Linked DNA regions of Mus musculus: all the other regions are linked to region 2. A link is a loop called in an ENCODE intact Hi-C map of the cell type or tissue named here. Cell type or tissue: left cerebral cortex. All regions are shown on one strand.

What was found. Hi-C counts contacts between places; a loop is a spot of excess contacts. Peaks named below come from ENCODE experiments on the same cell type or tissue, not always from the same donor. Only the 100,000 strongest peaks of a DNase experiment are listed, where the experiment ranks them.
Region 1: it touches region 2 in a loop (2.1-fold over the local background); 8 of 42 quality-filtered maps call a loop at or near these places.
Region 3: it touches region 2 in a loop (9-fold over the local background); 14 of 42 quality-filtered maps call a loop at or near these places.
Region 4: it touches region 2 in a loop (9-fold over the local background); 18 of 42 quality-filtered maps call a loop at or near these places.

The regions. Positions count from the first base shown.
Region 1 is chr10:77,197,746-77,205,745 of GRCm38, forward strand. No RefSeq gene overlaps it. Among named protein-coding and RNA genes, the nearest start is that of Gm35837, 4.6 kb to the right of the region's middle. In left cerebral cortex, no CTCF peak of the experiment used is centred here; a DNase peak (open chromatin) is centred at 4,443.
Region 2 is chr10:77,249,341-77,257,340 of GRCm38, forward strand. Gm40703 (a long non-coding RNA gene) reads right to left here and starts at 3,884. Exons shown (of 2, transcript XR_871845.2): 1 at 2,448-3,884; 2 at 1,516-2,273. In left cerebral cortex, CTCF peaks have their summits at 2,029 and 3,688 (motif pointing left); DNase peaks (open chromatin) are centred at 1,991, 2,644 and 3,681; H3K4me3 peaks cover 683 bases.
Region 3 is chr10:76,831,881-76,839,880 of GRCm38, forward strand. All of the region lies in intron 2 of Pcbp3 (poly(rC) binding protein 3), which reads right to left. Among named protein-coding and RNA genes, the nearest start is that of Col6a1, 110 kb to the left of the region's middle. In left cerebral cortex, a CTCF peak has its summit at 3,984 (motif pointing right); a DNase peak (open chromatin) is centred at 4,018.
Region 4 is chr10:77,079,342-77,087,341 of GRCm38, forward strand. It overlaps Col18a1 (collagen, type XVIII, alpha 1), which reads right to left. Exons shown (of 42, transcript NM_009929.3): 6 at 5,926-6,055; 7 at 1,808-1,884; 8 at 1,338-1,523. Among named protein-coding and RNA genes, the nearest start is that of Slc19a1, 50 kb to the left of the region's middle. In left cerebral cortex, a CTCF peak has its summit at 3,382 (motif pointing right); DNase peaks (open chromatin) are centred at 3,376 and 3,793.

The DNA of each region.
Region 1 (8,000 bases), 52 kb before region 2:
AACTGAGGGAAGAATAATAACTTGGAGGCTTCCTCTAGAGCTCTAGGTCCTCGAGGGGAGGGGGTGTGTGTGGGGTGGGGTGGGGGCTGCTTCATCGCTTCAGCTCTGCACAGACACTGGGGGGCCTCCTTGAAATGTGGCTTTTATTTTGTAACAAAGCAAATGTTTTAACATTTTCTTTCCTTCAACAAATAAATACCGGCTCCAACACATGTCTGAGGAGACTACAATAATAAACCCAAATAGCAGTGACAGACAGGAGGAAGTGGCCTTTACTCTCCCCAGAGGAAGGTCCCACGGTAGAGCTAACAACTACCTAAGAAGTCACAGAACTCTGGCTCACTGTGGATCCCTGGAAAACCAAAACATCCCCGTGAGTTTGAGTTTTTTTTCTCTGAGCCAGGAGACTTAGTGATGTGGGGTCCGGGGTCTGATTCTCCACTCTTAGTTCCAAGGCAGGGCTCTGGACAAAGCAAGTACCATATGTTTTATCCATGCTTAAACAAACAAACAAACAAAGCAAAACAAGCCAGGCAGTGTGGCGCACGCCTTTAATCCCAGCATTTGAGAGGCAGAGGCAGACAGAGCTCTGTGAGTTCAAGACCAGCCTGGTCTACAAAGTGAGTTCCGGGATAGTCAGGGCTACACAGGGAAACCAGGTCTCAACAAAACAAAACAAAACAACCCAAGACTGTCATACTGACTTCTCCCAATGTATCTGGGGCATCGGCCAATCCAGGGACACAGCACAGGGAGGGGTAAGGTGGGCTTTCCTCCCCACCACAGCTCTCTAGGATCCTTGTGTGCAGAAGACTGTTGTTGCCCCTTCACTTTTATGTTTTATTTTTGTTGGTGTTGTTGTTGTTTTTCAGGACAGGGTTTCTCTGTGTAGCCCTGGCTGTCCTGGAACTCACTCTGTAGACCAGGCTGGCCCTCGAACTCAGAGATTCGCCTGCCTCTGCCTCTCAAGTGCTGGAATTAAAGGCATGTGCCACCACTGCCCTGCCCGGCTCCACTACACTTTTATAGTCTATTACCAAGGTCCAAAAATTAAACTCACAAAAGGCAGATTGACGGGAAGAAGGGCATACAAATTTCATTTGAATTCTATGTACTTGGATGCTTTCCAGACAGAAAGTGGAAAAACCCAAAGAAATCCAGATCCTGGGACCTACAGGCCATCTTAATACAAAGGGATGAATGGCATGGAAGCTCTAAGCAAAGGACAGGGAAGTTGGGCTCCTCGGAGCAGTGGACTGTGGGAGTGTGACTGGGGAACGGGAACGTGTGGTGGAGGAGGTCCTTCAGTAAGCTCCTTCCTATAGCAGGGATCATTGCTTTCCCAGTAGTGGGAACAGTCACACAAGGATGCTGTGCCCTGGTGTTCACAGAATGGTAGACCTGCCTCCTCCTGTGCCCACGAGGCTCAGTTTCCTCTCAGCAACCTGGAATCCTGTAGCTTGTTATCTTACATGGTTGGGAGGCCTCAGGACAAAAGCCTGCATGTACTCAGGGCGTTTTCAATTAATGGGGTGCTCATCCTGTCTGACAACCAAGTGTCCTGTACTCCTAGCCTGTCAGTCAACAATGAGTTCTCCCTTCCTCCCAGTCAATCAACCCAGCACCTTCCACTCCCTTCCTGTCTGTCAACTGGGTACATCTGCTTAACAATCAGTCAGCAGGCTAGCCCACTTCCTACCCAGTCAATACAGTTTGTCCAGTCTGCATTGACTCAGCCACCACCCCTGCCCCCATCCTCCCACGCAGTCACCAGGGTGCCCTCCCCTTCAGTCCAGTCAGTGAATGGCACCACTGTCTCCATCCCCACTCAGAGCCCTCCATGCTGTCTAGTCTGGCACTTCCTGGACAGCTCTAACCAGCCTCATGGCTCCAAAGAGTACACCTTTGCCCAGCCCTGTGACCTTGAATGTCATACTTAGTACGCCTGGTCTCAAAGTGACTGTCTCAAAACAAGCTCCCAAGCATAGCCCTGGTCAGACACTAGGACCCCTGTACCAACGTTGTGTGTGAGAAGTAGCCATGAGTGCTGAGCTCATCAAATCCGCCGTGGGCCCCCAGGGTGGCCTTCCTAGCAGCAGACAGCACAGCACAAGGATGCGCCTGTTCCTTCTGCAGGTGACAGATGTGCACAGGGACACCTGTGTCCCACACAACCTCATTTTACACACCAACCTCATACATACGTAACACACACACACACCTACCTCATACACACACCTTGAATTCATAACCACTTCACAATACACCTAACACACATACCCACTTCACATACATATCTCACACATGCCTACTTCACATACACCACATATGTCACACACCTACTTCATATACACCTCTCTCAGATACATACTTACCTCTTATACACATGTCTCACACCTGCCTACCTCACACCTCACACATATATCACATACACTTCAAATATACACCTTTCTCGGCCCTCACATCACACACTCGCGTGCACACACACATACAGACCTCATACATACCTACCCATGTCCCTTCTACGAATACCTCATACCTACCCACACCACATACGCTTAACCTCACACATACACACACAATGCACACTTACCTACCTCGCATGCACACCCATGCTTGACAGACGTGTGGCATCCCCAGCCACTTCTTTGTCTTGAAGGAAGCATACAGTGACCACACCAGCATCTGCCCTGTCAGGGCTGAGTGCTCCCGAGCCTCATGTGATCCCCAGACCTTCTCAGGCCAACAGCCGGCACTTCTTGGCCTTCTGCTGTTACCCAGTGATTCAAAAGCATCGAAACTGCTTTTTGTAAAAGTCAAGTTTGCCTCTAGGGAAGGGAACAGAAGCCAAGAGACTCACTAATGGTACCAGGTCCTCGAAGATCATGAGAGTTGCTGATGTTTAAGGCTGAGCCAGGGCTCAGAGCCACGCCTGCCGTTGGGAAGTCTGCTAAAGTGATTTCCTTTCTCTCTTTCTTTCTTTCCTTCCAGTTTGCAGCTTGAGGATGGAAAAACAATGGGAAAGAAAAAAAGCTGCTGTTGAGATCGTCCAGTGTGGACTCTGCAAGCAGGCGAGACAACATGGCGGGAGGAGGGCATACAGACAGGAGGTGAAGGAGGGAGTGGAGGAGTAGAGAGTAAATCAGTCCCTGATGGGGAAAGAGATGGACCCACAGGCATCATTCTGTCTGCTCTTTGTAGCAGAGTGCCTGCCTGGAGCTGTGTGGGCACTCATGGGTAACACCTACCTCTTTCTACTCTGGGAAGACCCAAGGATTCATGGCAGTCTGTAGGGTGAGAAGAGGCCTTTAAATTTCCCCACAGCAGCCCTCTGAGTCCCCTTTCTACTTCAAGTGGCTGGACCTAATCCACTAGTGGTGGGGCAGCCAGAAAGGGAACCCAACTGAGAGGAGAGTCCCAGCAGGAGACCCTCAGCAAGAGGGCAGGGAGCTAGCCTTGGCTTCTCAGCAGGAGGATGGATGCTTTACCAAGGACTGCCTGCTGAAGGGGGTGGAGCCTGATGAGGGAGCCTCACCAGGAGGATAATGGCTTAATCCAGGGGACCTTCTGGGGAAGAGGGGCAGCAATACCCTTGCCTGGGGCGAACCTGGGCCCTTCCCTGGTTACCTACTGAATCAAAAGGCTTCTCTGACTTCGACATGAGCATCTTGTTACTCTGGAATGGCTTCTCCCCCTTAGCCCTTCATCCTTTAAAGAGATGCCCGTGGGGAATGTCCACAGCAAAACCATCCCCGTGGACCAGTCTAGGTTCTGTGGGACAAGGAATATGGACCTGGAGGGGTTTGTAGGCAGCCATCACTCTCAAACCTTGGATTCTGACCATCAGGTGAAATTCTCAGCAGCCCAAACCCTCACAAACAGCCAGGGGGCGGTTCCTTCATAAGGGGAACCCCCAGAGCTTCTGCTGTCAATGTCTGTGAGAAAGGATAAGACTGGACCCTAGCCTCCCTGTTAAGTGGAATGCTTATTAAACCTCACTTTGAAAGGAGGTTCTCTGGTGCTAAAGAACCAAAGTAATCCTATTCCCATGAGAGCAGCAAGCCTCTGCTATGTGATTTCTGATGCCTGACCTGCAGTAGGTGGTAACACACAGGCCAGTCAGTCCTCAATAGCAAGCTGAGTGTGTAGTCGGAGGCTCACTACCCCAATCTAATCTCAGCGGGAGACTCAATTCCTCTCATTCACGCCAGCCAAGCCTTGCAACTCTCTTTGTTGAAATGATGTCAGGTAGAACCTCCAGGATTTGAGAAAGACCAGCAGCTAAGTTGTTCCCTCCCAGACCTCTGCCATCAGACCATGCCCAGGCTAGTCTGAGGGAGGAGGAGAAGCCTGTGTGTGCAGCCCTGTGAGTCACCAGCTAACCCGCTCTGAATGTGAACAAGCCCAGACAAGACCCCCAACAAACATAAGGATGTGTCACACATCCCGAGCTGGCTACCACAGACGGAGCCTCCAGCAGGAATGGACAGCTGCTTCCAAAGGAGGTGGGACTCATAGCTAGCTTTCACAAGATGGCAAAACCAGATCTGGAGAAAGTACAGAAAGTTCCACATAGATTTTCGTAAGATTTTAAATAGTTTAACTCAACTGTTTATGTTACATGTTTACTCAGGAGTTACCATGTAGTCTTCACTAGGTTCCCTCTGTGGCATCCCCAAACGGAAAAGTTACATTTGGTACAAACTAATGATCAAATGACACGGTTGGAACCCCCCAGTCCTTTACCAGTATCCTCCACTCCAAGGTACCTGGTTGTATTTCTCAAGAGTCCCTCAATTCCTCAAGCCTGGGACAGTTTCTTGGTCTCTGCAAGGTCTATGACCTTGATATTCTTGAAGAGCTCTCTCTGGGCAGACTCCTGAAAGCCCAAGTAGGCTGTCAGTGCCTCTCAGGGTTAGACTCGGGTATGAACTTGAAGAGGTAAGTGTCTTTCCCATCACACTGGACATGGTGCAGAGGTCACCGTGAATTATTATTGGAACACTGGTCTTGGCCCTCTTGGGTGAGGTGGCATCCTCCCAGTTTCTCCTGCACAAGTCACTGTTTCTCTTCTCATTCTGCTGATGGGAAGTGGGTCATTAGGTCACATCCACATTAAGGGGAAGAATGCTAAAAATTTGGTAGGAAATACTATTAATACTGAAGCCAGGCAAATATCCTGCCTTTCTTGGAAAGTTCTACCCACTAACCTAAGCACTCACCCATGGGTCTTCACTACAATAGTGATCGAACAGAGTAGACTTAAAAAAAACTTATTTACTTTGAGTATGTGAATACACCGTCATTCTCTTCAGACACACCAGAAGAGGGCATCAGATCCCATTACAGATGGTTGTGAGCCACCTTGTGGTTGCTGGGAATTGAACTCAGGACCTCTGGAAGAGCAGTCATAGCTCTTAACCACTGAGCCATCTCTCCAGCTCTAGAATAGACTAGGGCTTTACCCCTTTTAATGTAGTAATTCAAATTTTATTGTCATTAAGATTCTCTTTCTCAGTTTCTGTTGCTGTGATGAAACACTGTGACCTAAAAGCAAGTAGGGGAGGAAAGGGCTTATACGGCTTACACTTCCAGATCATAGTTCATTATTGAAGAAGTCAGGGCAGGAACTCAAGCAGGGCAGGAACCTGGAGGCAGGAGCTGATGCAGAGGCCATGGAGGGGTGCTGCTTACTGACTTACTTCCCCTGGCTTGCTCAGCTTGCTTTCTTATAGAACCCAGGACTACCAGCCCAGGATGGTACCACCCACAATGGGCTGGGCCCTCCACCATCAATCACTAATTAAGAAAATGCCTTACAGATGGATCTTATGGGGCATTTTCTTAACTGAGGTCCCCTCCTATCAGATGACTCAAGTAGACATAAAACTAGCCAGCATGTTGCCTTCAAAGCTCATGGGTTTGGGTGGGTCCTGGGTAAACTTTGTAGGCATCGAGGATCAGAATGAGGGCATAGGGCATCTATCGTTCTACCCACAACAGGAACAGATTAGAATGCAAAGTTCCTGGCATTGTCAGACAAGAAAGTAGTAATTCTTAAAAGTTAGCCTCTTAAAAGTCAAGGGAAGCCTGTCATGTCTAAGCAACTGTTAATAGAACAATGAGAGGCAGTTAGCAAGCAAACTGTGTGGGAATGTGGAATAATGACAAAGTTGGAAAAAAAAAACTTTAAAGAGGATCATACAAGAAAGGAAGGAGAACTGGGAGACAAGAAACCAGCAGTTGCCAATGCTGGGAATTACATCAGACAAATGATAACAGTATACATCAAAGATTGACGGCTGGAGTTTCAAACAGGAAACAAAAGTGAACGCCAACATTCAGAAAGGAGGAAATGGCAGGGATGTAAAGGTGTGCCTGATGCTCTGTGTGTATATGTGTGTGTGTGTGTGTGTGTGTGTGTGTGTGTGTTGCGGTTGCTAGGCAACGTGTAAGCCATCACAGTGGCCAGTTGGCTGAAGGGGTGGTAAGAATATTGAACATCTGTAGGGAGACTATGAACCTGAACATTACCTGCTTTTCCAGCTGGACCACTCTGAAGGCAAAGGGTGAAACAAAAAGTTTACAATGTATGTATCAAAAGATGGCCTAGTCAGCCATCACTGCAAAGAGAGGCCCAATGGACTTGCAAACTTTATATGCCCCAGTACAGGGGAACCCCAGGGCCAAAAAGGGGGAGTGGGTGGGTAGGGGATTGGGGGGGTGGGTATGGGGGACTTTTGGGATAGCATTGAAAATGTAAACGAGGAAAATACCTAATAAAAAAAGTTTACAATGTAACAGAGGAACTAGCCTGATGTTCAGTGGACAGAGGAACCTGTGCAATCCGCAGACCCACACAGCAGAGAGAACAGACTCCTGAACTTATCAGACCTCCACGTGTGTGTCATGGCATGTGCACATGTGCATGTACACACCTACATACACAATACATGAACGTAAACAATTTTCCCCCTTCCCTTCTCCCGCTTGCTCCTGTCCTCCCACCCCCCACCCCCCTGCTCCATCCGGGTTCTGCTTCCCACCCTGCAAATGTAAACAATTTTTTAATGAGACAAACGAGAGGTATAAGCACGACCTCCTCATCAGACCTGGAGCAGTGCACATCAGACCATGTGAAATACAAGGACCTGGGGAGAGGCGGCTCAGTGTGTGGGACTAGTGTGCGTGACCCCTTGGGTTCCATCCCAGAATCCCAGGGGGAAAGATAATAGCTTTTGTCACTAGAGGTCTCTAACAAGAAGATGAAAACCCGGAGAGATGGGGTGCAGGCCATTCCCAGAACAGACAGATGCTTTGTGTAAAATGCACGGAGATTGTTCCATCAGTAACGTACAGACCCAAGATGCAGGCTTAGCTTGTCAGGACCCTAGAAAGGCTCAAGCTTACTGATCCCTCCATCCTCAGCAACCCCCAAAATACAAATTAAACCACAAGGTATCTGCTGGCAGCAAGGCTAAAGGGAAAATCCTGATTCCAAGTGTTAAAAAGACGTAAGGACCTGGGGCCCTTGCACGCTGCTGACCGACAGCAGGATCATTCACGGCCGCGTCAGTCACGCTGACTGTAAACACCTTGACACAGAACAAGAGGGTGGGCCCTGAATGTCTCAAAGTGGCCTGGGCTTAGCAGCCAAGCAGAAAAATGCCTGTGTAGCAGTATGGTAACATCTCCACATGCTATTGGACACAAACAAGTGACCCAAGGTGTCTGAGGAGGTTCTAATTCTCTTTTGTCCTCTCTCTCTCTCTCTCTCTCTCTCTCTCTCTCTCTCTCTCTCTCTCTCCCTCTCTCTCTCTCTCTCTCTTTGTGTGTGTATGTTCCTTTCCACCTCTCTGTCTCTTTCTGTGGTCTCTCCCCACCCTTTGTCTTTGTCTGTGTCTGTGTCTGTCTGTTTGTTTCTCTCCATCTCTCTCTGACTTTCTGTCTCTCTCTGCCTCTCTCTCTCTTTCTCTTCCTCTCCCTCTCTCTCTCTTTCT
Region 2 (8,000 bases):
TGGCTGAGGTCAGAGTTTTGTTAGGCCATGGTGTTAGGCCATGAAGTTTTACATGGGCTGTACCCAACTCTTGGAAATAATGTTATGGGGACAAAATGGCCAACAGATTCAACAGTAAGGGGCAAGATGAAGCTACTTCTCAAGACCCAGTAGCATCTCAAAGCCAACATCCCACTTGTCCCCAAATGTCAACCAAGTAGTAATAGAACCCTTGTTAAGACTCCACAACTGAATCTAGACTTTGCATAGGAGGGAAAAGTTGGGAGATTTGCAGAGAAGTCTTAAAGGGCAGCGGGAGGGATTCGCTGTAATGGCTGCTCTGCATCACTATGCAGGAGACTGCAGGGGCTTGTGGGTGAGGTCTGAGGCCAGACATAGAGCCAAGTGCACAGGGGGCTCAACTGTGCTCTGAAGGGAGCATGTGGAGTCAAGAGGGACATGGGCAGACTAGGAAGGTGGAAGTGGCTTCCTGAGATGGCCCCTTCTTGTTCCTAGAAGAAAAAAAATTAGAAGAAAACCATTAGGAAGGCATAGGGGTGGGTATCTAAACCGGACCAACAGGGCTCCACGTGGGGGCCCAAGCCAGGGTCTGTTGAATGGATGTCCAGCCTAAGGCTTTTCCCATCCCTAATTGTGAATTGGCTACTTTCTGTTTCTCTGCAGCTGGGTCTTGTCTTTTCCATTTGTTCAAGAGAGGAACCAAACCCTAGACAATTATTAGCTCCACTGTTACACTTCAGTGGTGCTTTAGGGGATGGGTAGAGATAAGGCTCAGTTGGTAGGGTACTCGCCTAGCATGCATAAGGCCCTGGGTTCGATCCCCTGTACCATGGAAACTGGGCATGGTGGCGTGCCCCTGTTATCCCAGTATTTCAGAGGCGAGAGGATCAGAAATTCAGGGTCACCCTCAGCTACACTAGTTGCTGAAGGCCAGCTTGGGGTACATGAGACACTGTCTGAAACAAACAAAAAGAACAAGTTTTCCAATAAATGTGGCACTGGCTGTTCTTGAAAGAAGAATATAAAACTCGCCTCACACAGCTCTAAGGGTAAATGAAGGGCATCTTCTGGACCATGGGCGCTTCTTGTTTGTAATCTCTAACACACACACACACACACACACACACACAGAGAGAGAGAGAGAGAGAGAGAGAGAGAGAGAGAGAGAGAGAGAGAGATTGATTCTGGGTGGGATGCATCTGCTACCCAGGCCAGCAACTGTTTATGAGATCCCAGGACAGTAGGGGTGTGACCATCCTTTTTCCTTGGCTGAGACATGCACTGCTCCAGCATCAGCAGACAACATCAAGACAGATCATGTGGAGCAGAGCGGTGTCTGAGCCAACCCCTGTTGGGTTCGAGACCACAGACAAGCTTAAAACCAGGTAGACAACTCACATCTGTGACTGGTGCCCCCAGAGCCCCACCTGACCACTGCCAACACTTGCTGTGTCAGTCCTGTGGCTCCTACAGAAGACTCCACCACATATGCCCATCGACTACAGACCACAGCTCTCCATCCACAGTCTTATTTCATGGTCAGCTCTATGAAATTGGGAAGTTGTCACTTAGATGACCCTGAGACCCAAGCTGGACAGATGCAGAGCCCAGTCCTTCTGAGTCCCCAGCCAGGCCTGCATTCTGAGTTGGCTACAGTCTGCGTAGGTTTGAGCATTGACTCCGGAACTCTGGGGACAGGGGGACATGCACGGCTCCCTATGTTTGTGTTCCCCTGTTTGCCAATGTTTGGATTTCAGATAGGAGGCTTCAGGTTTTAAAGTCTGTCCCCTCCCCGACTCCTGGATCTTTCAGAAAGAGAGAGAGGAGCTTAGCAATGCTGCTTAAGGCTCTGCCGCCTTTGTAGCACCTGCAGCCTCCAGCTACAGAGCGTCCAGGTTGCGTACAACTGTGATTCTGCAATAAAACTAGAGGTTTCTTATGAATCAGAAAAGGTCCACTGGGCCTCATTCCAAGGAAGCCCGGCCTCCACCCGCTCTGCCTGCATCTCCCTGCATCGCCACCGAGGGGAAGAAGACTGTCCTTGAGCCCAGTCCTGCAAACACAGCGAGCAGCTTGTTTAAATAAGGCAAATTGCGCACGTTGTGACATTTGCCCGTGTTTGGATCCCAGATCCGGTGGGGTGGATTCTCACGGCCCTGAGCAACTCCAATCTTCCCCAGGAAAGTGGGCTCCACGCATCAGCTCCTGGAGAGTACACCACGGGAAGGCTAGATTTCCTCCGTGGGAAACGCTGTCCCCATGGCTTGCTCCAGCTGTGCTGAGGGAGAGACCCCCAGGATAAGAGGTAACCCCAAGTGCAGGGGAACCCCTGGATCTACGGGCATAGCTATTCACATTAGTCCAGTCCTCCAGGGTCTACCCTGCAGCACAAATCCACATTCCATGCTGCACCTTGGCCAGTCCCCTCCCCCCACTCCCAACGGAACCTCATGCCTGGTCACATTTGATGGCTTAGTTCCACGGGCACTCCTCGGCTGTAGAGCAGGCTGCGCCATCTCTGAGGGCTCCCTTTGCAGACAGTCCCAAGCTCCTTTGAGAAACCCATCGGAGAATGGCCTTTAGCCATAGATACAAAAACCGGAACTCCCTGCCCGGCTGGTGACTCACACACGAGTCACCTCCCTGCACATTTCCAGGGACAAAGCCAGGATTTTATTACCACGGAATGATGGTGAGCGAGAGGGTGGAATTCCACACAAAAGCCCCAAACTTCAACATGTGAATCCTGGTAACTGACTCAGTAAATAGAAAAGTCGGGCTGGGATGTGCATGTCTGTGCCCCAAGACACCAGTTCCCAGTGTCTGGACTCCTGGTCTGTGGCCAGCCTATTGCTCCCACCATCTGGCTCCCTTTGGTGGCCTCTATGGGCAGCGGTTCAACTCTTGACCTACTTCATAACTGTGGTGTGGTCTCAAGGGCTATCATGCAGTTCCTAAGATACTTTCCCACCCTCTGCCCTGGCCCATGGTGGCTACCAGTTTGCCCCTACTGTATACCTCTCCGCCCATTCTATAGTCCCCGCTGGGTGTCTATGCATGTGGCTTCTACTTCGTCACATGACTGCATAGCTGTCCCCAAGCAGGGCAGGGAGCCAGCTCCTTTCGCGGTGCCTCTCCCGACTTGTTCCCACATCCCTATCCCTGCACTACGGGGCCCCAACTTCCACAGGGGTCTGTCTGTTTCAAAGGAGAACCTCCTTGCTCCTGAGGGCAGCAGGCCCAGGACCTTTCCCACCTCAAGACACTGTTCTCTCAAGGGAATGGGACATTTTTCTGATACCTGATGGGGACAGATAAAGCCTTGAGTGCGCGTGTGTGTGTATGTGTGTCTGTCTGTCTGTGTATAAAACTTTGGACATTTCTAAGTGTGGCCCTGTGAACTACAAGATATACCTAGGCTGAGATCAAATAGGGCTTTTTCTCTCCTCTAGTGAGGATCTTAGCCTTATCTTTGTAGGTGACTTCAGTTGTCAGGCACCAGCTGCATGGAGGACCAAAGCCTGATCTTGGAGGAGTTCTCTAGGAACAAGACCGGGTGGTCTGTACCCCTTTTGTCTACTTCTGGGCTCAGCCCTGGTCTGACCACCCACTCTTCCCATTGTGTCTGCTAGGTCTGCTAGTATTTCCCACCTCCGGCAGGAACTTCTAGAGAAAGGCTCTCTCTCGCCCTCTTGTGGTTGCATGAGGTACAGCAGAATTCCAGTGCACTCTCGGCTCCCCAGACAACCATAAGTTACCTTCTCTGTAGACAGGGATAGAAGCAGGCAGCTTCCAGCTGCTCCTTCCTGGGGCTTTTCCTGGTTTTTGTGGTTAAGTGGGTTTTGTTTGTTTTGTTTTGCTTTGCTTTGCTTTGCTTTGCTTTGCTTTGCTTTGCTTTGCTTTGCTTTGCTTTGCTTTGCTTTGCTTTGCTTTGCTTTGAGACAGGGTCTCACACATCCCCAGGCTGGCCTGTAACTCATTATATAGCCAAGGGTGACCTTGAACTTCTGATCCTCCTGCTTCAGGCTCCAATGTGTTAGGGTTACAAGCGTGCTCCATCACACCCTGTCTTCTGCAGCCCCAGGGACGGAACCCAGACCTCAAGAATGCTTAGGTGGAGAACATACATCTAGTTTTCCCACTGTGTACGTGAGGGTGAGGATTAGATAATAAGCCATCAAGGTTCACATATGAAAATACTAGCTTGCAGAGTTCCGGTGGATGCCCTTCTTCACCTGGCCTACATCTAAGCCACTGAGCATGTGTGAGAAAGACAAATCCAGAGAAGGGAGAGATGCAGACGAATGGACAGATTGACAGGCGCTATGTAAAGAGCCTACAAAGAATCATGGGCCTGTCTTCTGGCTACTGTTGCTATGATAAAACACCGTGAACAAAAGCAATTTGGGAAGGAAAGGGTTTACTGGCTTACTCTCCCCATCTCTGCTCATCATTGAAGGCAGGCATGGCAGGAACTCAAGCAGGGCAGGAGCCTGGAGGCAGGACTTGATGCGACACCAGTGAAGTGCTGCTTAATGGCTTGTTCCTTGTTACTTGCTCAGCCTGCTTTCTTATAGAACCCAGGACCACCAGCCCAGGGAGAGAAGCATCCACAATGGGCTGGGCTCACCCCCACCCCCATCAATCACTAAATAATAAAATGCTCTATTAGTGAGCACAGGCTTTTCCAGGTCTTTCCTCAGCTCCCTAGCCTGCTTCCTGTATTGGGAGTACTTTTTCCTTTCTTTCTCTTCCTTCCTTTCTTTCTTTCTTTCTTTCTTTCTTTCTTTCTTTCTTTCTTTCTTTCTTTCTTTCTTTCCTTCCTTCCTTCCTTCCTTCTTTCTTTCTTTCTTCTTCTTTCTCTTTCTTTCTTTCTCTTTCTTTCTTTCTTTCTCTTTCTTTCTTTCTTTCTTTCTTTCTTTCTTTCTTTCTTTCTTTCTTTCTTTCTTTCCTTCCTTCCTTTCCTTCCTTCTTTCTTTTCTTCCTTCCTTTCTTTCAAGAATTATTTATTCATTGTGTCTATGAATACATTGTTCTATCTTCAGACATACCAGATCCCATTACAGATGGTTGTGAGCCACCATGTGGTTGCTGACGATTGAACTCAGGACCTCTGGAAGAGCAGTCTTAACCGCTGAGCCACCTTTCTAGCCCCTAGGACACAAGAGTCTGAAATGGGGGTCTGACCTCTGAACTCAGATTCATGTACTAAGCATGTGTTTTCTTTCCCTTATCTCTTTTCCAAATTCCAGTCAAAAGCCTAAGCCTGCTTTCGCTAACACCCTGGCCTTTCTTCCTCTCTTTGAAGCCCCCACCCTCTTTTCCAGCATGTAGGCGCTTGCCAAACCTCCAGTGCAGAAGACACGGCTTTCTCTCTCTCTTCTTCATCTCCCTCCTCTGGGAAGCTGCCAAGACTTTAAGCTTACCTGCCCTGTTATTTTTCTCCAACCCCAATAAAAATCAGTCTCAGGCTTCTTTTAAAACTTGTGTTAGCACGACGAAGAACTCAAAAGGGGACCTCCGTTTCCCCTACAACACCTGGGCTTTCTGCCTCAATGAATACTCGAGATTTCTCAAGGGCATAGTCCAGGAAGCTCAATAAACAAGTCCCAGGGCAGGGGAGGCCGGGGATCATAAAGAAAGGGGGGAAATGGAGGCACATACCAACATGGGGAGTCTCTACATGCTCCCCCTGTTCTGGGAAGAAACAGGGGCAGGAGCACAGAGGCTCCCTGGCTGGGCAAGGCAGGGCCAGGCTAGCTGCCCCAGAATCATAGGACTTTGGAGTGGACTCTGTCGGTGGTGAGGTAGGGCCCATGGCCTCCAGGCTCTCAGCACATACATGGCTATCTCTCAGAAGAGGGTCTCATGAGCCACCCACAATAATGATGAAGGACTCCACTAGGCATGGGAATGGGTCCTTGGGTGGAACCAGTTAGCCAGGATTCCCAAGTATTAGAGGCAGAGGCATTCCCAGTCTGCCTTGCTTGCCAATTGTGGTCAGCCAGGTTCCAAGTTTTGATCTGGGGCACTTCTGTGGCTCTCCTTAAGAGAGATTGGCTTCCATGGGGGTCATTTCCAACCCACCAGTGCCAGGCAGCAGGAAAGTGCACCCCTCAGCCCTAACTCAGCTCTGAGGGCAGTGTCTGTTCTCAGGATCAGTTGCTCCCCTGCAGTGAGTAGGCCCCGATTGAAGAACCTTGAAGTGATCTGTTACCCATGACTGGGTTTCGGTAATTCCAGGTTCTTGGCCTCTTAGTCTGAGAATCAAAATAAAAGCTCACATCGGTTTGTAAAAATAATAATTATTTAAAGCAAAATTTTGCCCATGCGTTCAAATCTAGTTCAGGCCAAATCGGTACTCTTGACTGCCTCATAGGATATGCATTGGAATACATCCAAATAGTGTCTTCATTATTTTTCTTTTGCTGAGATCCGTAACCAAGGCAACTTATAAAAGAAAGAGTCTGTTTGGGGCTTTTGGTCTCACAGGGTTAGACTCCATGACTATCAAGGCAGGGGGGTATGGCAGCAGGCAGGAAGGCATGCGGAGAAAGTAGCTGAGAGCTTACATTTCATCCACAAAGACAAGGCAGAGAGAGGGGCAACTTGAATGGTGTAGGCTTTTGAAACCTCAAAGCCTGTCCCAGCAACACACCTACTTCAACAAGACCACACCTCCCAGTCCTTCACAGTTCTACCAACTGTGGACCAAGTATTACACTGTATGAGCCTATGGGGCCCATTCTCACTCAAACCACCACAAAAAGAAACTGTTGGGGGTGGGGTTGAAAGATGCGTGATTGTCATTGAAAAAAAAAATGTATCCCACTGTTCGGAGTGGGTTGTGTGTATATATAGCCAGATGCTTACGGAGTCTGGGGCTGCTAGGTGCGTCGTTCAGAGAACTGTGTATAAGGACAGTCAGTATATTTGGGAAAAGATGGTAGACTGCCAAGATCATCATTATAAGAGATGAGGTGGGCATGACCCAAACAAAGCACCAAGTCCTTACTGTCCCACAGGTGTGCTTAAGTATCCTGCTCCCCAAACCCCTGCCTGGGACAGAAATGATAGTTCTTAAAGGGTTGAACAAGAGGCACCCCATCCACACAGGAGGTGATGTGTTTATAAAAAGACAAAGAGAAGGAGAATATGTTCTATGGGGTGTAGTCAGGTATGGGGGGAGGGGGTGTCTCAGTGGGTCCATGCAGAGGCATCCCTTCCCCCTGAGGGACCAGCCACACGACCATTTAGTATAGAATAGTTTATTCAGGGCATGGGGAGGGGAGTTAAGGGGGTAGTAGAGGCAGAGAAAGGGAGGGAGGGAGGGAGGGAGGGGGAGAGAGAGAGAGAGAGAGAAAAGAGTGGCTATGAGCATGGGGAGAGAAGGGGGAAGGGAATGGGGAAAGGGGGAGAGCAAGAGAACAAGAGAGGGAGGAGGGGGCAAACAGCCCCTTTTATAGAGGGTCAGGCCTACCTGGCTGTTGCCAGGTAACTGTGGGGAGGAATATACCTGGTTGTTGCCAGGTAACTGTAGGGTGTTTAGACAGTATGCTAACAGGAGGTACAGCCTGCAGTCCTAGAGCTAGCCTCCAGCAGCCCAGCAGTGTTAAGGGCCATGCTGGAAAGTGCCAGGTATCTAGTGCCAGACATCTAGTGAAGCGAGCATAAGCCACATCTACCACTGCTTTTCAACACATTCTGAGCCAGGAGCTCCCGGTAGCTGGGGAGGCTGCTCATGTCCTTTCACACCGGTCTATGTTTCCTAGGTAAACGCAAGGATGGGATAGCTGACTAGACTGATGGTGTAGTCTCAGTTGCACGAGAAGCTGTAAGGCTCCGGGCACCTCCTTCTCCCTGTGTCCTGACTCAGACGATTTGACCAATCTGGGCAGGAGAGCTGCAGCTTTCTCTGCCAGCTTGGATTCAAGTCACAGTCCAAAACACTGAAAGAAACTTGTCCCACATAAAGTCAACAGCACCCCACGCCCCACCCT
Region 3 (8,000 bases), 420 kb before region 2:
TGCTTGGCCATTACACAGGCCATCAGCTCGATCTTTGCTTGCTTCACTGTACAAAGCCCTACTTTCATTCAGCTTTAAAATTAATGTTTGTATCTTTTGCAGAAAAGTACAAAACAGTAACGGACAATAAAGAAAAATGTTACACACTAACAAAGAAAAATTCCTAATCATTTGGTATCCTTCCTCAAGGGGCATAAGTGGTGGGGGTGGCTGCCTTGCTGGCCATGGCTTGGCATTTTGTCTCCACTTGCTGGATAGAGACAGTCTCTTAGTGCACCACACGTTGGGAGGCTAGCATCTGAGGTGGCCTGCAAGACTGCCCACATGAGCACCAAGTGGCTGTTTTAGTGAAGATCAATTTGGTCACATTAGTTTCTTCTCCTGCTGCTGGATGCCCTTGCTCAATGGCCTGTCACTGAAGAGAATCTCAGAACCGTGGCCCACCTTGGAACATAGTATGGTTGCAAAATTTAAGGTTGGCTTCCTCTTAGCATGATGCTTTTAAAAAAGCCTGTATAACAAAGTACTCAGGGTAAAAAAACAAAACAAAACTGTGATAGTCTTTAGAAAATTCTGCTACTTCTATGCCAATTTGAGGAAGGCTTTCAATGACTAATCCTATCATGTACACATGAATGTGTGTGTGTGTGTGGGTGTGCGTGTGCGTGTAATTTCTCTCACGTACACAGAGTCACTTTTATAAATGGGTAATAACTACACAGTGAAACTTGACAGTGTTGACAAATTTGTTAAAATAGAAAATAAAACCTCTCAAAGAGTTTGCAACTTTCCCCTTATCTCTGCAGAGAACTCTGTTCTCTGTAGCCTTGAGGGCCACAGACTTGAGGACAGGAAACACAGATGGGAGGGGGTAACCTGCATCCTTCCTCATCAGGAAAGTGGAGCTTACACCTCACCATAGTTCTTTTAGCTGTGTGACTGGGGTCCATGGTAGGGTTTGCAGGGCCAAACAAACATCAGGCACCAAAAGTATCTAGGAGCTATGACGTGGATACCAATAGGATGAGACCAGAGGGCTGCAGTGAGCACACCCTTGGTACCATCATTCTGTCATAGTGCCTGTGAAGGCCCCCAGGAATGCTGGAATTATTATACTGGGCAAGGACTCATGAGGCTGGGTTTCTAAACAGTCAATTTGGCAAGCCTTGGGACATGGCCACAGCCTTGGTGAGCCAGGGTTAGGTCATTAGACCAGCCTTGCTACAAAGCCTTCAGAAGACCTTTTTTTAAAATGGGGCCAGGAAGGATGGACATCAAGGAGAGCAGGATGGACTCCAGAGGAAAACAGCTGCTGCTGCTGCAGAGGCTGGGTAGGGATGCCTGCACTGGGGTACTATAGAGAGGCTGCTGCTGAGCTGGGGAGCTGCCTGGGCCAGGAGAGGGGAGAAGGTGAGGGCTGCTTATTTGTATATAACAGGAACAAAGCAGAGGCTGAGTCCATTCCTTTGATTCCTCTCCCATTGGGGAAAAAGCCTAATTCTGAATTATGTTCAGCATCATGTTAGCTGATGCCATTATCTTGATTAATTCCCCAACTACTTACTGGTAAGGATTCTCTCTCATTAAGAGTATGTCTTCCATAAATAACAAAAGACAAGTACTTTATTAGAGAAGAGTCCGCTATTTCACGGTTTGGGCAGAGAGGGACAAACTGAGCAAGCCTTTTGGCTGTCCCAGGATGGCCTGCTCCTCTAACTCGGGAAACTGTTCAGAGAATAGCTCCTCAATCATTAAAAGTCCATTTAAAGGATAGGTGGAGAACACATGAACATACATACATTCATGCATGCATATACATGCATATATACAAGTTTTATACATTACACACACGCACACACACACACACCATGGTGCAGCCTTTCCAGCATCATATTCTCTAAGACTCACTTAGGACTCCTGTCTCCCTGTAAATGAGCTTACTGTTCATAAGTTCAGCTTCTGTCTTTATATATAGTATACCAATACGGCTTGGTGCCATCAGAGGCTTCTGTCAAGCTGTGTGTTCAAGAGCTTTCTAGAGAGGGGCTCTAGAGGCAGAGAAGGGAGCCAGAACTCCTCTAAGGAGTCAGCACGCATGATACTTAGGCCTGCAGGGCCCAGATGTGCAGCCCGGGGTGTGCATCTGCTCAGATGCTGCTGTGCTGCGGCTATGGGTGTGACGGAGTGGTCACTGTCTCAGCACAGACCTCATCTAAATCAGGATACAGGTCATAGGACCTCCGTGGGGGCCCTGGAAACATCAGGTGAAGGTAGCCTCCTGTTGCCCAGGGCTCAGGATGGTACCTGCAGCTACTGGCTCACATTCTTTGAGAAAATCTCTTGAAACACTGGGGTCCAAAGATGCGGGCAGGGCACTGGGCTGTGGCTGTAAGGTTGGCAGGCAAGAGCTAAAGCTGTTGCCAGTTACCATAACCTGGTGAAACAGGGTCTGGACCACCACCTTCCAGTTTGCAGAAAGTTAAAGCAGGCTTCCCCTTTGTTATGTGTGGCAAACAGAGCAGCTTCTAGGACAGGCAGGAGGGTGAATTTCACACTGCAAAGGCCTAGGGCATCTGAGCTGGCAGAGAGGGTCATCAGCAGGCACCAAAGCAACAAGAATTTTCTGGAGTTTCTTTTCGTACATGGGTTTTTAGTGAGGAAGCACTGTAAGACGCACATGTAGCTTCAGGTGGCCTGGCTGCTTACTATGAATGTCTAGCAAACTATCTGATGCTTTCAGCATGCCAGGTTTGACTGTATACTGCAAAAAGCCCAGAGATAATCTCAAGTGTGGAGGAAATGTGGACAGGCTGGTGAGAAAGGGGCTCACGGGGCGAGAGCTATGGTAGGAAGGTCATGGCTGGCCAGAAGCTGAGGTGGTAAATTAGGCACAACTCACAAGCTCTGAGCAAAGATATGTGTGGCCTTCTTTCTCCCTAGGAACCCCGAAATGTTTTCCATCTCAGAATAGAATATGAAGATCCACAACCTCATCCCATGTCCCCTTGCCCCAGAGTCTACCCACAGGCTGGAAGAAAAGGTGGGGCCAAATAAGCACAGGCAGCCATATTCCTTGGATCTGCCTACCACGCATGGCACATTTGGAATCAACACAACTTGGCCATACAGTCTAATGATGAAGCCCTTCCCATCCCAGTTCACGGAGGGGCTCTTCCATTATAAGGGAACCAGCAACCAGCTGGCTTTACCCACTACCTCTGGATTTTCCCAGCCATGCCTGGGTGGGAGTCTCAACAGGACGAGATGCTCAGGGAGTAGAAGTGCTTGTGTGGTTATGGGGGTACCTGCTGGCAGTAATGAGTCCTGAGGGGACTCAGAAAAGGGCAGCAAGCACAGGGCTGCAGACCCCAGCATGTGTGAGACCAGGGACCAATGATGAGCCTGGGCCATGTGGCCATGAGGGTCTTTGTGAGCCAGCCTTGGTAGGAGAATTTCAAGAGCTGCGTCCTATGAGCTATGAATAATGACTGGTCCTTTTACAACAGACGATGATTTCCAGCAGAAGCCATCCAAGGAACGAACTTTAACTGAGCAAACTTTCCTCTTGCTTACTCCAGGGACGAGGTCTAGCTTAGAGCGCAGCAAAGAGAGGAGGAAGCCTGTTCAGGGACACAACTAACGAAGCACACACTGAAGAAGCAATTCTACCTCAGAAACATGAAAAACTCAAGCCGGCAGAGATGTAGCTTCAGGCATGCTAGCTCTGACCATGAGCTGATGGATGAAATATACTAAGGGCTCTCTACACAGCTCACAGCCGTAGGCCCGATCTGTGCCCTGCACGTGAGGGTGCTAACCCCAGATGCAGCCCCAGCCTCCCCAAAGAAGGCTGGCTACTGTAGTCTGGGTGCTGTGGTCAGCAGGACTTCCATACTTAACAACTCCAGAAACACATGCTCATAACCCTTGCTGATGAAGCGCAAACTATAAAAATACCAGGAGTCATTGCGTATGTGGAATCAGTGCCACTAGGTGGCAGCAGAGCACCATGGCCTGCTCACGCACAGCAATCTCCCTTTCCTCAAAGTCAAAACTATGCCCTGGGCTTTGGCTACAGCCCAGCACTGAGCCCTCACAGCACCTGCCTCTATAATTCTAATGTGAACAGGAATCACCCACATTCCCATACTTTATCGCCCACAGCTATTTCTAGCTCCCAGGGCAGAAGTGAACCACGCTACAGAACTGAAACTGTTTCCTTCCAGGCTAGTCTAGAAAGTGTGTGCTGGCCTAATTCATCTCAACAAGGTGTCACAGTGTTTGCGTGACTTCAGTCAGTGCCCATGGCCTGTTACCACTTTCCCGGATCAATGACGCCTTTCTGTGACACCATTCACTTTCACTGTAGGCAGCACCAAGGCCCAGTCTTGCTATTTGGGTGGGGGTGGGGTTCCAAAGCATCAAAGACCGAAGTGGCAAAATGGAATGTGGAATAGTGGGTACAGTTTTCTGATAGTCAGCCCTGCCTGGGTCAGCAGGGTATGTTGTCCCTGTGGCCGTGGTACCCTCAAGGCTTAGACATTTATGACAATGACTGCTGGAAATGTATGGTTCAGGCTGTAGGTCCAAGATGCTTGCTGAGCAAAGCCCACAATTGAAAGGGGAACTGAGAGGGATTCTGGGTTCCATGGAAGAAGATCTTACAATGTGTAAGGAACATTCTCTCAGTCCTTGCCTAAAGGGGCCTAAAGCAGAAAGCAGAAAGCAGTCAATGTTGGTCTGCAGCGACTGCTAGACGCCCATTTCAGGGGACCTAAACACGATCATGAACCCCAACTGATGTGACCAGTGGAACTCTTGCCCCAGGCTGCTTCACAAGGCCATGGTGCTGTCATGTAACAGCTGGACATTTCCACCCACAAATAATCATAACACTGGGGTGGAGACACTTGCCAGGCACCAGAACCACGCACTTTGGTTTCTTCCTTGGTCTTGGACAGGAAAGGTCAGGTAGGATCTCTGAGGACCACACCCACTCCAGACAAATAGCCCCTGGAAGAACCGCAGCGTCAGCCTGCCGTTGGGGACTTAAAGTCACAGAGACAAGGGAACTTAACCCCTTGACAAGCCCACGCTATTTCTACTGTAAATGGATGGACAGGTCAATGACACACCCATCCACCCAGCCAACATCCAAGTGCCGGTGCCATTGGAAGCACTGAGCCAGATGCAGTCTCTGCTGTGTCAGTACGGGTGAGAAAGTGCATGCATGGGTCAGCCTCTTGGCCTCACCAGTGAACAACATCCAGAACAGTCTCTCTTCGTGGGAAAACTAACAAAATCATGGCCTCCCTCGGAGATAAGGGAGCCCTCCTTGCTGTCCCAGTACAGTGTTCAGGAAATATGATTGCTTTTGTTAATTTTGTTGTTGTTGTTTGTTTTTTGTTTTTTTTTTTTTTCCGAGACAGGGTTTCTCTGTGTAGCCCAGGCTGTCCTGGAACTCACTTTGTAGACCAGGCTGTCCTTGAACTCAGAAATCTGCCTGCCTCTGCCTCCCAAGTGCTGGGATTAATGGTGTGTACCACCACTGCCCAGCTGCTTTTGTTAATTTCTGATAGACTCCCCCGTCTCTTTTTCTCCTCCCTCCCTCCCTCCCTCCCTCCCTCCCTCCCTCCCTCCCTCCCTCCCTCCCTCCCTCTCTTCCTTTCTGAGACAGATTTTCTCTGTGTAGTTCTGGCTCCCCAGGAACTCGCTCTGTAGAGCAGGCTAGCTTCAAACTCAGAGATCCACCTGCCACTGCCTCCTGAGTGCTGAGATTAAAGTTGTGCGCCACCACCACTCGCTGTCTTTAACAGACTTTCAAAGATTAGTTTTGGCCTCACAAGAGACTGGTACCCATGTATCCTCTTATACACTCACAGCCCCTCCATTATCAACACCTCCCACCAGAGGACCCTTGCTATCACCAACTATGATATATCGTTCCCTTTGGAAATACATTCTCCATCAGGATTTATGCCTGTTGTATATTATTCAACTTCGGGAGAAGGTATAATGATGTGTACCCACGATTGCAGTACCACATAGACTAATTTCACGGCACTAAAAACATCTCCGTAATCTGCGCACGCATCCTTCCCAACCTCAACCTCTTGGCAATCACTCACATTTGTTCTGTGTCTGTAGCTGTGCTTTTTCTAAAACAGCACGCGGTTGGATCATACAGTTCTTGGCATATTCTTTCACTCGGTACTAAGTATGATTTCTTCATGTCTTTGAATGATTGGCAGCTCAGTTCTCTCTAACACTGAAAAACGAACCATATCGTCTGAATGTACCATAGTTCCCTATGGCTTCACTCATTGAATTCACTCTTGTTGCATTTACACTTTTGGCCGTTATGAGTGAGGCTGCTGCACATCCATGTACAGACTTCTGGACGGGCATAGCTTAGCTCATGTGCAGACTTCTGGATGGGCATACCTTAGCTCATGTACAGATTTCTGGACGGGCATAACTTAGCTCATGTACAGACTTCTGGACGGGCATAGCTTAGCTCATGTACAGACTTCTAGACGGGCATAACTTAGCTCATTTGGGTTGATATCCAGGAGCCTAATGGTAGCGTTGTAAAATACAATTGCCATTTGCAAGAAACTCTTCTTCATAAGTGACAAATAATAAAGTCTTCCTTCATAAATGACTATGAAATTTTGTTTCTCACTGTGGAGAACAGAGGAAGGGAGACAGGAAGAAGGATGGGGAAGGAGAGAGAGAGGAAGAGAGAATGAATGAATGAATGAATGAATGAATGAATGAATATGAATTCTCAGTGCTCCATACTTCTGCCAATGTGTGATATTGTCAATGTTATGTACTTTGGCTATTCTGGTAGCTGTGTAGTGATATCTCATTTTAATTTAATTTAATTTCCCTAATGAGATATAATGTGGGAAATCTCTTTCATATATTGGCTACATAAGTATCCTTTCTGGTGCAGTAACTGAATTGAAGAAGTTTTCCCTGTGTTTTCCGTCATAGTCCTGTAACAGCCATTTTTTTATAAATATTTCAGTCCGGGGCTCAGTTTTTCACTCTCCTAACAGAATCATATTCTATAAAGCAGAAAACTTCTACCAAAATTAACCACTTCTTTCCCCCCATAAATTGATACTTTAACATCCTCTCAGGAAAACTAAAAGCCATCTTGATTTTCTCCTATATGTTCCAGTTTAGTTTTGTGTTTTACATTAGGTCCATTTTGAGTTGCTGTCTTTTGGACGGAGGGGCCTGTAGATGCCAGAGTTTCCCAGCTGCTGTCTTGCCTAAGTGCACCAAAGATCAGCTGACTATATCCATGTGACTTACTGCTGAGATCTTCTCAGTTATGAACTTGTCTATTCTTTTACCAACACAATTATTATCATCATTACTGTAGTTTAAAGTCTTTAATTCCATTTATTGATTAGTGTGTGTGCACACACACGAGTGTGGAAATGTGTACACACTCATATCAAGGCACATATGCATAGGTCAGAAAACTTGTGGGAATTACATCTCTCCTCTCTCCATGTGGGTCCTGGTGATTGAACTCTGGTCATCAGGCTTGGTAGCGACCTCTGTTGAGCCTGGGGGTGGGCGATCTCTCCATTGACCCTGGTGGTGATCTCTTTCTGCTGAGCTCTGTCATCACGTTTTAGAGAATGTTTTGAAGTCAGTAACATCATTTTGCTGTGTTCCTCTTTCCTCCACTGGACTGCTCTGGGTCAGTTCTTTCCCTAAATAAACTTCAGAACCACTTTGTCAGTGTCCAAAATAGAACTACTAAACATATTTATTTTATTGGGGTGACTCTACATCAAGTCATGACAAAGTGACATTATCACAATATTGAATCCAATCCTTGAATATGGAATATCTTTCCATGTAGTTAATTTTTCTTTGATTCAGTTATCAGTTTTTTCTAACAGTTGGCCACATATAGATTTTGTGTGTAGTGTATGCATGTGTGTGTGTTTGCTTAAGTATTGGGGGGTCCT
Region 4 (8,000 bases), 170 kb before region 2:
GAAGACTAGACACAGAAACAACCCGTTCTCTGAGCCCCTGTTGTGTAAAGCTGAGAACCTGGACAGCGGTTTGCTCCTGACAGCGTAATGACTAACACTCCATTTAAAGTTTAAACTCACAGTGCTTGAGAGTCCAGAAAGCAAAAATGCCTCTAATGCATAAGCCCCTAACAACTCGCTTCCTGCCCCAGATGTTGAAGAGTATTCTTTTTGGTTTTGTCTTTTTGAAGCAGGGTTTCTTTATGTAGCCCTGGCTATTTTGGAACTAGCTGTGTAGACCAGGTTAGCCTGGAACTCACACAGATATGTCTGCCTCTGCCTCCTGAGTGCTGGGATTAAAGGTATATTGCCAGCACCAGTGGACTAAAGGCTATTCTTTTTTTTTAATCCATTTATTCATTTTATGTATATGAGTACACTATAGCTGTCTTCAGAAGAAGAAGGCATCAGATCCCACTACAGATGGTTGGGAGCCACCATGTGGTTGCTGGGACTTGAACTCAGGACCTTTGGAAGAGCAGTCAGTGCTCTCAACCACTGAGCCATCTCTCCAGCCCAAGAATATTTTTAAAATGACCGATTCTTATAAAATTTGCTGTTCTAGTAAGATAATAGATCATTAAAAGGCTTACTGCTATTTCTGCCTTTGTAATCCAACTTGCTTACCCTAATCAATGACTAGGACACCTACAGATATATATGTTAAAAATTAGATTCAGCAGGAAGTGGTGGCACACGCCTTTAATCCCAGCACTCAGGAGGCAGAGGCAGGCGGATTTCTGAGTTCAAGGTCACCCTGGTCTACAAAGTGAGTTCCAGGACAGCCAGGGCTATACAGAGAAACCCTGTCTCGAAAACAAACAAACAAACAAACAAACAAAACAAAAAATAAAACAAAACAAAAAAAATCAGACTCTGACTTCAAGTGCACAGAATCCATGTAATCCTGTGGTTTCTTACTTTATAAGCCTCGGACTGCTATAACTATATGACACCTCTAGGGAGGGCCCTCCTCTACAGTCCCAGTGTCATGGGTATCTGGCACCAGTATTTAATGAAGCCGCTTCTTATTGAAATTCATTCATGGTCACGGTGAATCTCTGACAGACCAAGACCCACAACAGACAGCATTTCTGCAACAGAGATTAGGTCCAGGGCTGCCTTGGGCATGCCTGGCCTCCATGCTCTAATCCCCTTCTAGTTCCATGCACATCAGGAGGGATGATGGAGCCCCACGATCCAAAGATGCTATTCCTCTGATTCCAATCAACTCTTCCACCAGCCCCAGTCAGGGACTTCAGCTCCTGCCCAGATCTCAAGGAGAGACCAGTACTTACCGGTTCACCATCCCTTCCTGGAGTGCCATCCTTCCCTGGTGGCCCCTGAGGTCCCGGGGGTCCTTGTGCTCCAGGGACAGGTTGTGAGTTGGGGCTCTGGACCACTGGACCGGCAGGACCCTGGGGCCCAGCTGGGCCAGGTGGGCCCTGGGCACCTGGTTCTCCCTTTTGTCCTTTCATACCTCCCTAGGGACAAGAGAGGACATTGGCTGCTGCAAGCTACATACCAACCCACCTCGCACCACTGCTACATTCTCTGGGCACTAAATCTAAGAAAGCAGTTCAGCAGGGTATGGAGGGAGGGTTCAAGGAGAGAGATTTGCAAGGGCAGAGTGTGCAGAACACAGAGCAGAGGGCTGGAAGAGGGAGTATGGGTCTGAGGGCTTTGGTAAACTCAGTGAGACACATGGAAGATTCCGAGGATCCTAAGGTGCTCTGTGACAAGGTCATACATAGGGAGGTGGCCTCACCTTTATCAAGCCCCTTCCGGGGTTCTGGATAGCCTCATCCCATGCACCGCTTGAACCTGTGCCAGGAAGGGTCTCAGCTAGGAAGAGGGAGAGAAGGTCCGGTCAAGCTTCCCACAGCCCCAGGCTCTCAGTCTCACTCTTAAGCTCTGTTTTCCCACTCATCCATAGCCCAGGGGACCCAGGCTATGGGAATGGCCACCTGTCTTTCCACCCACCAAAAGCCCCGAGGGCAGGGGCCCCGGGAATGGTGAAAGGGAATGGCCACCTAGCACTGGCAACAGGAGAGGAAAATGAGTCAACACAGACTCACAGCCATTTAGAGCAAGTTCAGAGACAACTGAAATGCCCAAGAAGAGTCCTGGGTTGGTTTGAACACTCCACCATCAAAACCCTCTTCCACCAACCATGCAAGAGCAGAAAACCAGCAGAAATTCTGAGGAATGAGCCCCAGAGGCTCGCTGAGACCCCATCATCCACACTTGCCTCTGACACATAAAGGCATGTGTACACACACACACACACACACACACACACAGGCATACACTCACATCATTTCCCCTGCTGCAGAACTGTCTGGACATTTGTGGAACTTGTCCAGATCTCTGTCTTGAATACTGACCCTCACAAGACAGCCATATCCAGGGAGCCCAGGCTTGACAAAGGAGTTTGACCTGATAAGTGGCCCACACCAAGTTCTCCCCTGGCTTCTTCTCTGGGAACAGGAACCAGGAAGACTCCAACCCAGGATCTCTTTTGTGTTGGCTTCATGTCATTCACATGTGTTCAACTCACAAGCGCTCCTGGAGCCAAAGTTTGGCCCAGTGGGCCTGCTGCCTGGTTTCAGGCAGCCTTTGAGGTGAGAATGGTTTTTACAGATATATACATACAAGAAACACTTCCAATTCTTCCCTCTGCCTCCCCCAAATCTTGGGTATCAGCTATGGCTCAGGAGCACATCTGGAACCACATGATAGGTCCTTCCTGCGTGTTTGGGGTGCCATCCCCTTGTGATCAATAAGAGGTTTGTGAGGTGACACCTGGAGGTGGCTACTGACAGCTTCTCACCAGTGGCAGACAGTGAAAATATACCTTGCCGACAAGGTATATTTTCTTTTGGGGACCAAGAGAAAGCTCTAATTCTTGAGCACTATTTAGAAGCATCTAGTGGACCTTGGCTAGGTCACAGAGCCCCCATCTTGGGTTAGAACTGATGCTCACAGAGCTATTCCTGGCTGAGCTCACTGCCTGGCAGGATTGAGAGTCTGCAGTGGCAAATGAGAGTGGCCAAACCTATGAGTCACACAAACAGAGTGCTGGGGGGGGGGGGGGGCAGCCCTTACTCATTCTTGGGGTCCTGGGGGAGGGGCATGCTGATGGTCTTGCCCACACCCTGTCATTGGCACATTTCTTTAGTGAGGAGTAAGCCAGACACCTGATCAAGATGACTGACCACACACACACACACAAAAAAAAAACCCGCACACACACGTGCACGCCACACCTGCAACCTCCATTCACCATAGTCAAACTGCCCCAACTGCAGGAGACAGTTACCAAGTCTGACCACAAGAGGGCAGCATGGGCTCTCCCTGCTGAGGCTGCAAGGCTTTCCTAGAATGTCAGGTTCAGCAAACCAGAAAGCAGTGAGTGCCTCTAGGGTATTTAAAACTATACAAACATTGCTAAGAGAGATCAAACAAGACCCAAACAAAAGGCAATAATGGGTCTCAAGAGTCACTACCAAGACGACAAGACTGCCAAACCTATCCCCATCAAAACTCTGGCAGGTTTTCTTTTTCTTTTTCTTCGCTGTGGATGCATGAAAGGGAACAAGCACAGTCCACAATTTAGGTGACCATGCAAGAACCCCCTGTAACTGCAAGGCGAAGAGCAGACTGGAGGGCTGAGCCACCTGATGAGGACAGGATCAAGACAGGCAGAGAGAAGAGCCAAGAGTCACAGTTGAGAGACAGATGGGGATGGCACAGAAGGACCTGCATGGAGTCCCAAAGCACAGAATAGAGCCCGAAATAGACTCGAGTCGGGGAGGATGACTTTCCACATCTCAGAGTCAGCTCAGCAGGGAAAACAGTGACAGAGCCAAGTGGGGAAACAGTTTTTTAAAGAATTAAAAATAGGATTGAGGTCTTTGATTTTCAAGCAAAAAATCTGAATGTTTTTCTTTTCTAAAGATGCTGTTAAGAAAATGAAGCTGGCTGAGACAGGAGGGTCACAGGTTCAAGACCAGCTTGACACACACACACTCACACATACACATATGCAAAGAGATAACTCTATATAAATGTAGATATTATATCTATATTTAGATTATATATATATATACATACATATATATACATATATATATGTATATATACATATATATATATATACACACACATATATATATATATATATATATATATACACACACATAACACACTCACATCCCCAGACAGTAGGATAGGAAGGGATTAATAAGGGGGGGAGAGGGAAGGAGCACAAGGCAAGCCACCTCCCATCAATGGCAGACACAGTGATATCTAAAGACCATCAAAGATGAGGTGCAGAGACACACACACACACACACTGGGGTGGGTGGCAAAGAGACAAACCTCCTGATGAGACAGAAACCCCAGAATAACTTTCTCTGCAATCTCCTCAAACTGGACAAAGTGCATATGCCCATCACTAACTAGGTAAATGGGCAAATACATGTAGTCTGTCCATACTTTGGATGGTAGGTCAACAACCAACTGGCTATCAAGCAGAAGCTTTTTATAAAAGGGACGCAGTGCCAAGCAAGCCCAGATACTATTTACTGTGTCCCCATAGCCCCCCATACAACAAACACATGTGCAGTTCTGGGAAAAGCCAACTGTCTGTGGTGACAGAAGCCAGAGGAGTGGGTGTCCAGGGAAACCTGGCAGAGTAGGGGTCATGTTCTCTTGTCTTCTCTGGGATCCCAGGACACAGGAAGATGGGAGTGAAGGCAGAGCTCACCTCCAGTCCCATGGGCCCACACAGCACAGGTAGGATGTAAGACTCCACCCATGAGCCAGGAAAACCAGTACTTCTCAGCCTTGCTTGCCTTGTGGAGTAACAAAGGAAGGTAGCCAGAGCTGGTGACCCATGGAAATCTAGACCCTGTAACTCAGATCTTGGAGTCCTTGAGCCCTGATAGCATCAGGAGGAGCCATAGCGTGTTCTCTCCAGAGTATTGGAAGCCCTGGGGACTCCCAGAGGCCCATTCATGGGCTCCACTGTACTTCAATCCCATAGAGCTGTGACGTTACGCTGTTACCCAGCACTTGCTGTTATGCGGCAATACAGAGACTATCCCAGCACACACACAATTCACATTTGGCATGCCTCAGGCATCCATCTCTGTCTCCTGCAGGCCAGGGGCCCTGTGCACTTCTCCCAGACAGTGGCTTCTACAGGAGACATGTCCAACCCTATATGCTGACCCATGGCACAGTCTGGGCTAAGAACATATTTTCCCTTACATCATCCCTCCCTTGGATTAGTTCACACTCGACTAGCAAACTGATGGTCCTGAACCAGGAGATAGCATCTCTGGGAAGGTTCTTAGACATGACAGACAAAGGCAATACAGGCCAAGATCTCTGACAAAGGATGTGTCACAGCTGCCTGATTCAGAACTCTCCTGGGACCCAGCCAGGATCCTGCCTGAACAGGACCTTCTTAGAAGGCAGAAAAGCTTCAGATGAGGACACTTCTGGCTCTGAAATAACTCTCATCCAACACACAGGCACACACACATGCATATACATGCACATGAATACATGTGCACACACACTAGACACACAAACATGCATGCACACTTATGCACACATGCATACATGTGCACACACACACACACACACATGCATGCACACTTATGCACACATGCATACATGTGCACATGTCCACACACACTACAAGACGAACGCATATACACAGACATGCATACACACACACTACACACTGTGTGTGCGTGCACACACATGCAAGCATGCATACACTGCACACACACACACACACACACACATGCATACATACACACGCACATATGGACACACTACACACACACAGCATATCCAGAAAATTTTTACCTCCTATAGAATCTACCGCGGCGTCTTCCTCCGTTTCTTCTGTTCTAGGATCTTCTGTGGTGCTGCCTCCAGCCAGGGGTGGGGAAGTGACAGGAGGTGGCTGAGGGAGCCCAGGTAGTAGAGATGTATCCTGCAAGAGGCAAACAGGACACCTGGCTCTGTTGTTCGGCAGTACAGCTGTCCCGTGCATGTATGAGCTGGCCATCCTGGCTGGCTTTGGGGTTTACAGCTTATGAAAGACTTTGCGGACTTCTTGGGAAGATAAGAACAACCATCAGTCATTAGAATCCATTTCTTCAGACGTATGTGCTACAGGTTTTCAGTAGCCTGGAGGCTGGTGTCATATACCTCAACTGCCAGAGTCCTCAACTGCCAGAGGACCAAGGACAAAGACTTGTTTAGTCCAGAGACTTCCTGTGGCTGGATAGCACCCGGGATGGCTCAGGTGAGGTCCTCTGGTGTCACCGAAGGCTGTACGGAGCAGGCGTGTTCTCTCTGAGACTTCCCCATCAGCCCGAGTCTAAGCACTGGCCTAGTACTGACTTCTTACAGTTCACACAGAGGAGGCTGGTCTACCCTGCAGACCCTCTGCCACATGCCCAGTTTCAAAGAACACTCGGCCAGGGGGACCTGGTACTCCACATCAACATGGCCTCTATCCCTGAGGACTTTCTATCAGTGACTGTGTAGTCCGGGTAGATGGGCCCTGGGGAGTACCCTGGCTAAAGTAGTGCTGTGGGGCCTGAACAAGGCCTCCCACAGACACTCTTGTGGTAATGACAAGTCACTCCACAAGCATCACAGACTTGGGTGGGAATGGGACACCAGAGGCCCACAGCTTTAATTCCCGCAAGGGGAAGCGTCCACATGGACTCTCAGATTGGCCAAGCCCCTCACAGTTGCCTGTGACAACTTGTGGCCATCAAGGGATGCAGAGGCTACTGGGCCTTGAATGGGAACATAACCAGTCCATCAGCCCACTGGGTCATGTCCTGGAACTCTGTTGGGCTACAGAATGCAGTCCAAGATGGCTGTGTCCACTGCCCCTAGGGCCTGCCTGTCCCTACCCGTGTGTACACATATCAAGCAGTCCTCAACACCTCTTCCGGGTGTGGTGGTAGGGACCACTCCCCACCCTTGAGCCACTCAGCATCTTGTAGTCTCCCTGATGCTGATACCCCAGGTCCACCTTAAAGACAGACTCTGAATCGTAGATGCTGGGGACACAGAGGGGCTCAGAAGGTTCACTCAAACATTCTTTTCTTTTCTCTTCTTTTCTTTTCTCTTCTTTTCTTTTCTTTTCAGATTTATTTATATTTATATATGTGAGTACACTGTAGCTGTCTTCAGACACACCAGAAGAGGGCATCAGATTCCTATTATAGAGGGTTGTGAGCCACCATGTGGTTGCTGGGAATTGAACTCAGGACCTCTGAAAGAGTAGTCAGTGCTCTTAACCCACTGAGCCATTTTTCCAGTCCCCAAAGACTGATTGATTGACTGACTGACTGACTGACTGACTGATGATGATTGATTGATTGATTGATTGATTGATTATGTACACAGTATTCTGCCTGCATGTATGCATGCCTACAAGGCAGAAGAGAGTATAGATGGTTGTGAGCTACCAAGTGGTTGCTGGGAATTGAACTCAGGACCTCTGGAAGAACAGCCAGTGCTCTTAACCTCTGAGCCATCTCTCCAGCCCAAACATCCTTTTCATATCTGGAGTCCCTCTGGGTTCTCTAGACTCTAGACTAGAATGAGCATACAGTGTAGCTACCTAGAAACTTCCCGACAAGGCCACTTGTCTTGTTCTCATGTTAGACACAAACCAGTTATGTATGATCTCATAGCAGCCAACAGCAGCATCAGAAATGCTGGGTCATCTCTGCTGAGAAAGTTCTCTTTAGAGCTCGCTCAGGGCAAACGGCATCAGAGCCAGAAGAGAGTACAAGGTCAACCTCAGACTGTCCCTGCTGGGCATGTACCTGAATGACAGAAGGACGGCTGGGGTATCATATATACACCTGTGCACACTATGCACAGACCGTACCCTCTCCTGTCTGAACCAG